Regions from separate parts of the Mus musculus genome. Here region 1 is linked to region 2. Evidence: chromatin contacts called from ENCODE POLR2A ChIA-PET data. All regions are on one chromosome and are shown on one strand. Each heading gives the region's core, a stretch centred on a gene start or an enhancer-like site at or near the end of the contact. The rest is flanking DNA. Distances are from core to core; before and after follow the strand shown. Region 1 holds the start of Ppp1r35 (protein phosphatase 1, regulatory subunit 35). Region 2 holds the start of Tsc22d4 (TSC22 domain family, member 4).

What was found. ChIA-PET counts read pairs that join two places held with the same protein, here RNA polymerase II (POLR2A).
Region 1: POLR2A ChIA-PET joins it to region 2 with 37 read pairs in Patski. The contact joins the promoter of Ppp1r35 here to the promoter of Tsc22d4 in region 2. POLR2A ChIA-PET finds 5 or more read pairs at or near these places in 3 of 5 experiments (Patski and embryonic stem cell).

The regions. Positions count from the first base shown.
Region 1 is chr5:137,776,822-137,780,270 of GRCm38, forward strand. It overlaps Ppp1r35 (protein phosphatase 1, regulatory subunit 35), which reads left to right and starts at 2,083. Exons shown (of 4, transcript NM_027242.5): 1 at 2,083-2,400; 2 at 2,481-2,724; 3 at 2,805-2,941; 4 at 3,033-3,286. The coding sequence starts at 2,173. The coding sequence ends at 3,206.
Region 2 is chr5:137,744,161-137,747,505 of GRCm38, forward strand. Tsc22d4 (TSC22 domain family, member 4) reads left to right here and starts at 1,809. Exons shown (of 5, transcript NM_023910.6): 1 at 1,809-2,254; 2 at 2,688-3,345. The coding sequence starts at 2,956.

The DNA.
Region 1 (3,449 bases), core at 833-3,332, 33 kb after region 2:
AAATTGTAACCTTTATTTTTAGATGTGGGTGTGGACTAGCTCATGCTATAACCTGTGTGTCAGTCGGAGGACAGCTTGCTGGAGCTGGTTTTCTTCCACTGTGTGGTTCCCAGGGAACAAATTCAGGTTCCCATTACAGATGGTTGTGAGCCACCATGTGGTTGCTGGAAATTGAACTCAGGACCTCTGGAAGAGCAGTCAGTGCTCTTAATCGCTGAGCCATTTCTCCAGCCCACACTTTTTTTTTTTTTAAAGTGGGTCAGGCAGTGATGGCACACACCTTTAATTCCAGAACTTGGGAGGCAGAGGCAGGCAGATTTGTAAATTCAAGGCCAGCCTGGTCTACAAAATGAGTTCCAGGACAGCCAGGGCTACACAGAAAAACCCTGTCTGGACCCCCTCCCCCCCCAAAAAAAAGTGGAAAGTGAAATTCATTACGCACATCCACACACACACACACACACACACACACACACACACACACATACACACACACACACCATTCATTGCCCAGGTCTTGTATTTGACCTAACATCCTTGAAACTACCAGGTAAGTCTTTTTGAAAAGTACAAACAGCTTCCCCAGCCCAAAGGCTGACTCCTCCGAGGTCTGTAGCAGACGTGGCCTCTCTGCTCCGACCTGATGTTCCCAGCTGGGTGTTTGAGAGATAACCTTGATTTATGATTGTCTGTGTTCCTTGTTCATGTAAGAACTTTATGACCCCATTACCATATTTGGGTGTGGTATTTGGGGAGATCTGAATTTGTTTCTGGACTATAGTCGCTCTCCTTTTGGTTTCACCAGAAATGATCTTATTACCTTTAAGGTTCCAGCTGTGTTTTGCATTATAAGGAGAAACCCTCTTAGTCACAGGAGTTACAGGCTTATCCAAATGCAGACTCCGAGTACTGGTCACCTGCCTTCACAACCATCAGCATTAGCTGCCGGCTTTCTTTTAATGCGTATGTGCTAAATGAATGCTGCACATCTGTGTGTGTAGGTGCAGTCTCCCCATTTATGTGTGTGTGTGTAGAGGCCAGAAATGAACATCAAGGTGTCTTCCTCTATCACTGCCCACCTTATTTGTTAAGGCAGGGACTCGATGTGAGCCTGGAGCTCCATGTTTTGGCTAGGTTGGCTGGCCATTGAGCCCCGGGGGTTATTGGGTTTTACACAGATGCAGACGCAGGGGATCCAAACTCAGATTCTTTCTTATTCGTTCCTTTCCTTTGTTTTTGCTTTTCAAGACAGGGTTTCTCTGTGTAGCCCTGACTGTCCTGGAACTCACTCCGTAGACCAGGCTGGCTTCGAACTCAGAAATCCGCCTGCCTCTGCCTCCCAAGTGCTGGGATTAAAGGCGTGTGCCACCACGGCCCAGCTGCTTCTAACTCCTAAGCCGTCATTGCTTTTTAAAAATGTCTCTGTGTGTTGTGTGTATGTGGTGGTGTGGTTTGGTGGACTGAGAGACTAGGATGTGGATTTTCCTTAGTCTAAGTGTGCATCAGAGGACAACAGAAAGGAGTCAGTTCTCTCCTTCCACCACGTGTGACCCTGGAATTGTCAGTCTTGATGGCAATCGCCTTTACCCTCTGAACCAACCCCCAGGATATGGATTTAAAATTAAGGCAATATTCCGTCAATTCCCTTAGTACTTCCTTATGCAAATATCAGAATCCAGGGATTTTGCAACGAATCTGCTTCCACGTACAGGGAAGATTTGATCGGCGTTCAAAAATGACCAAAACCTTCAGGAAGGGGGGTGGGGGCGCCACTCGGGACCTCTAGATGCGAGAGCAGCGAGGATATTGTTACAGTGAAAGAGGACTAACGCTTTAATCCCAGAACAAATGAGCATTAGAGTCTGACAGGCAAAGACGCCACACCCCCGTTCCCTAAGGAAAAGTAGTCTAGATAGGAATCCGTAGAGTACCTAGGGCACCGTCGCTCTAACGCCCCGCCTTAAAGGCGAAGTTAGCGTGTGAGGGCGGAAGTGCGTCCGGAAGCTGGAGGGCGGAGCGGTGGGAATGACGTCCAGGAGCGCCAATGGAGTGGCGCGGCGGGCGTGTCTTACTCCGGTGGGTAAGGGCTAACGGTTTCCGGTAGTGGTAGCCCCGGAGGGTGGGAGAAAAGAGGAGACCCCGCGTCCTGAAACCCCGAGCCTTTAGAACAAGATGATGGGCTTCGGGGCGTCTGCGTTAGAGTCCATTGAAGGCGAAGAGGCCCTGGAGGTCCCGGGGCCACCCCCGGAGCCGCGAGCCCCGGAACCCCGAGCCCCAGAGCCCGAGCCGGGCTTGGACTTGAGCCTTAGCCCGAGCCCGCTGCCCGAAAGTCCGAAGGCGCGGAAGAGCAGCCCGGGTCAGCGGAAGGGGCGGCGGGGCGGTAGCCGGAGGGGGCGGCAGGTGAGCGGCGTGAAGGCCCGGCCCCCCGCCCGCCGAGCGCCCCGGGATCTGCAGCTCACGGTTCCGCCCTCCACTCCCAGGTTCGTTTTCAACTGGCGCCGCCCTCCCCGGTGCGGTCCGAGCCGCTGCTGGTGGCCGGTGCACCGGGCGACGATCATGAGCTGGAGGCACCGGCCCTGCAGAGCAGCCTGGCTTTGAGTCTGGAGCTGCAGAACGCGCGCGCCGCTGTCGCCAGCGGCCAGTTTGATGCCTCCAAGGCGGTAGAGGAGCAGCTGAGAAAGTCGTTCCGGACCCGCTGTGCCCTGGAGGAGACCGTGGCGGAGGGTGAGGGGGGCAGGCGGCCGGCCGGGCGCGGTGGTCTGGGTGAAGGGCGATCCTCAGTCCCGCCTTCCCTGCGCTCGCAGGGTTGAACGTGCCGCGCTCTAAGCGACTCTACCGAGACCTGGTGAGTCTGCAGGTGCCCGAGGAGCAGGTACTGAACGCGGCGCTGAGGGAGAAGCTGGCGATGCTGCCACCGCAGCCCCGAGCCCCGCCCCTGAAGGTGAAGGAAGGGATGCAGGGACCTGGACATCCCTCTACCCCCTGGGCTCTCTTCCTCCACCTCGAGTGTAACCTGCTTCACCTTCCCATAGGAGGTGCTCGGGCCGGGCCCAGACATGACCATGCTGTGCAACCCAGATTCTCTGTGGTCCGAATCTCCGCACTTGACAGTGGATGGGCTGCCCCCACTAAGGCTTCAAGCCCGGCCCCGCCCTTCAGAAGATACCTTTCTCATGCATCGGATGCTGAGGCGCTGGGAAGCGTAGCCCTCATAACTCTGGAATGCTAGTCTGTAATTTTGTTAGTTTTTTTTTTTTTTATAATAGAATAAAATGTTTCCCCCCCTAAATTACCGAACTGTTCTTGGGAGTTTAGATAGGATTAAACTGCTTCAGGGTCTTCTACCCTTTTCCTGCCCCGACCCCCATGGCAAGTGGAAAGCACTGTCCCAAGTGTGGGGTCAGACCTTCCTCTCCATTTAAATCCCCAGCTTTAGTTATTAGAACTTG
Region 2 (3,345 bases), core at 559-3,058:
GAGACAGGGTTTCTCTGTGTAGCCCTGGCTGTCCTGGAACTCACTCTGCAGACCAGGCTGGCCTCGAACTCAGAAATCCGCCTGCCTCTGCCTCCCAAGTGCTGGGATTAAAGGCGTGCGCCACCACGCCCGGCTCTAAGAACAGTTCTGTTTGAGGAAAATTAATTAGAACCTATTTCCTTCCAAACCCATGAGTGACACCAGATGCTGCCTTTAGATCCTGCTTTGGCTGAAAGATTCTTGCCCAGAATGCCAGTATGGGTGCCAAGAAAGAAAAATGGCAGTTGGGAGTTCGCTTTTTTTCTTGCCAGTTGCAGAATAGACCCTTTATGTGTGTGCAGATTCTCCTTCATAATGATGAAGGGATAATATGGGACAGGTGGGAGAGGGCTGGAGATGGGAAAGAGCTGGTCTGTAGCCAGCTGGGATTGGTTCTCAGGTATACGCACGGGGTAGTTGTGTGGACATGGGTGTGTGTCCAAGCACTTGGGGAAGCAGAAGTGAGCAACTTCATCTTCCCATCTACCTAAGTGTTTATATGAGGGACAAAGATGAGAAGGTAGCAATGCCTGTTCTGGGCTGAGGAGTGGCTCAGCAGGTAAAAGTTCTTGCTACTCAAGCATGAGGACCTGAGTTCAAATCTTCAGTAGCCACATGAGAAGCCAGGCATAACCATGTGTGCCTATAACCTCAGTGTTGTGGAGAATAGATGTAGAATTATTGGGGCTTGCTGGATGCCTACCAAGCTATGCATTCAATGAGAGACCCTGAGTAGGACACCCAGTGTGGTCCTGTGGCTAACAAACACACACAAGTGTGTGCAACTACTCATTCATGTGCACACACACGCCACACACATGTCTACCCTACCACCAACAGCCTTCTTGGATAGTTTGCTTTCTCCAATTTTCCCTTTTTAAGAGAGGGAAACACCGTATCAGAGATTTGATTTCATATACTGGAGCAGGAGCAGGATAGACAGGATGGCTCAGTGGGTAAAGGGCCTTACCACCAAACCGGATGGTTGGCACTATTCCATCCTTGGACCCACATAGTGGAAGAGAAAACTGACTCCTTCAAGTTGACCTCCAGATCTACACATACATACATTCACAGTAAAAAAAAAAAAAAAAAAAAAAAAAAAAAAAAAAAATTCAAATATTGCAGCAAAATCCGAGAAAAGATATTGGAGGAATAAAACACGTTTGGGTACAGCTGATACTTGTTACAAGTCCATGATGGCGTGTATGGGCGTTCATTCTCCTAGTTCCTCTACTTTAGGGCATGTTTGAAAATTTTCATAGCCGCTCGCTTTTGAAAACAGAGTGGGGAAAGGAGTTTCTCGTGAATTTACGGTGAAAACCAGAGACGCTGTGACAAATCACAGCCAGTGGGTCACATTGACTATGTATTTATGGACAGTCAGGTACCCAGAACATGTCTGGCACGTTCCTTGAGACTCTTTTGGAGAACCTGCAAAAGCCTACAAGTAAGGGAATCCCTGGCCTCCCGCAGGCTCCTCCTCTTTTTCTCCGCCCTCATGCCCCTCCCTCCGAGGAAGAGTTGCCTGGAACCTGGCAGGTGTAGGGTTAAAGCAACCAGTTTGGGACCCGCAGCGGCAGAAGCTGCAGCAGCAACAGCAGCAGCTACAGCAGCAACTGTAGGCTGCGGCTGCGGCTGCGGCTGTGGCAGGCCTGGCTCCGGGCCAGCTGGCAGGGAGCCTTAGGAGGGAGGAGGGAGGAGGGAGGAGGAAGAGGGGAAGGAGGAGGAGAGGAGCAGTGAGCAGGCCCGAGAAGGCAGGACTTCCTGGTGTGGGGGTTGTCAACAGCCCAGAAAGAGAGCCAGAGACCCAGACCGAGACGGAGCGGAGCTGAGGAGCTGAGAGATACATCCAGTGGGGCCACGTGGGAGGAGCCTTGAGAGAGAGCCACTCAAGGGACTGGAGCCAGCGGGGGGCTGAGCCGCCCCCTCCCACAGCAACAGGGAAGACCCGTGGAGTGTTAACCGAGGCTGCGCCTGGGCTCCCCCGTGGAAGCGCTGGTTTCTTCTCGTCTCAACTGCAAACTTTCCACCGAGATGCCTCGCAGAGTGAGATGCGGACGCCAGAGAACACTGGGTAGCCCTTGATTGCTGCCTGCCGTGGCCTGCTCTAGGCCGCCTTAGGATTTAAAAAAAAAAGAGAGAGAGAGAGAGAGAGAGATCTTAGTCCCCCAGGTCTTCTCTCCAGCTCAGCTCGGTGGCCGAGGCCCGAGAGGTAGGTAGTTCTCCCGGGCTGGGCGGGGCGCTTGGCTTGGCGGGCAGTGCCTAACCAGCGATGGGGGAACTGGAATGGGGGTGGGGTGGGCTTGAGGCCCGGCAGAGGCCTCAGGGTGGCCCTTTCAGGGGAGGAGCCGATTCACCCCTGTGCCCCTGGCCATGGAGATACGTGTTGGGGACGAGTTTGGATCTCAAGCATGAAATGTCCAACTTTGGGTCCCAGCTGCTTCTTCCTGTTGTGGGTGTTCTGAATTCTGTCCCCTCTGCTCCGGTCTGTCATTTCTACTTGTCTCTGGGTCTCTAGTGGCTTTCTTCTTCCTCCCTCCAGTCGGCTCCCCCGAGAGGAAGCCCCGGAGGTGGTTTGGCCCCTGCTTTTTCTTTTGCTCACGTACACACACTCTCGCTCACTTTCTGTCTCTTTCTTTTTCCAGTTTGCAAGCTCAGCTTTGGGGTTTCAGCGGCGACAGCAGCAGGAAAAACCTGCCCCTGCCCCCCCCTCCTGCCACCTCCCCTCTGTACTCCAGTCACTAACCAGGCACCCCCAAGTTCCCACAAGGCCCTCCTGCCATGTCGGACCCAGACGTCCCCAGGGGCCCCGATGTCCCTGCCATGTGGCCCCCTTGTTCCAGAGGTGCCTGAGCCCCTCTCCAGGAGCCCAGCCCCTCCCCCACCCGAGCCCAGTCCGGAGCCCCAGGGACCATGAGTGGTGGTAAGAAGAAAAGTAGTTTTCAGATCACCAGCGTCACCACGGACTATGAGGGCCCAGGAAGCCCAGGGGCTTCGGATTCCCCTGTCCCACCGGCTCTCGCTGGGCCCCCGCCCCGCCTCCCCAATGGGGACCCCAACCCTGATCCAGGGGGCAGGGGCACCCCCCGGAATGGCTCTCCGCCACCTGGAGCCCCTGCCTCCCGTTTCCGGGTGGTGAAGCTGCCCCAAGGTTTGGGAGAGCCTTATCGTCGAGGTCGGTGGACGTGTGTGGATGTTTACGAGAGAGATCTGGAGCCTCCAAGCTTCGGTCGGCTTCTGGAGGGCATTCGAGGGGCCTCTGGAGGCACCGGAGGCAGATCATTGGATTCTAGGTTGGAGCTG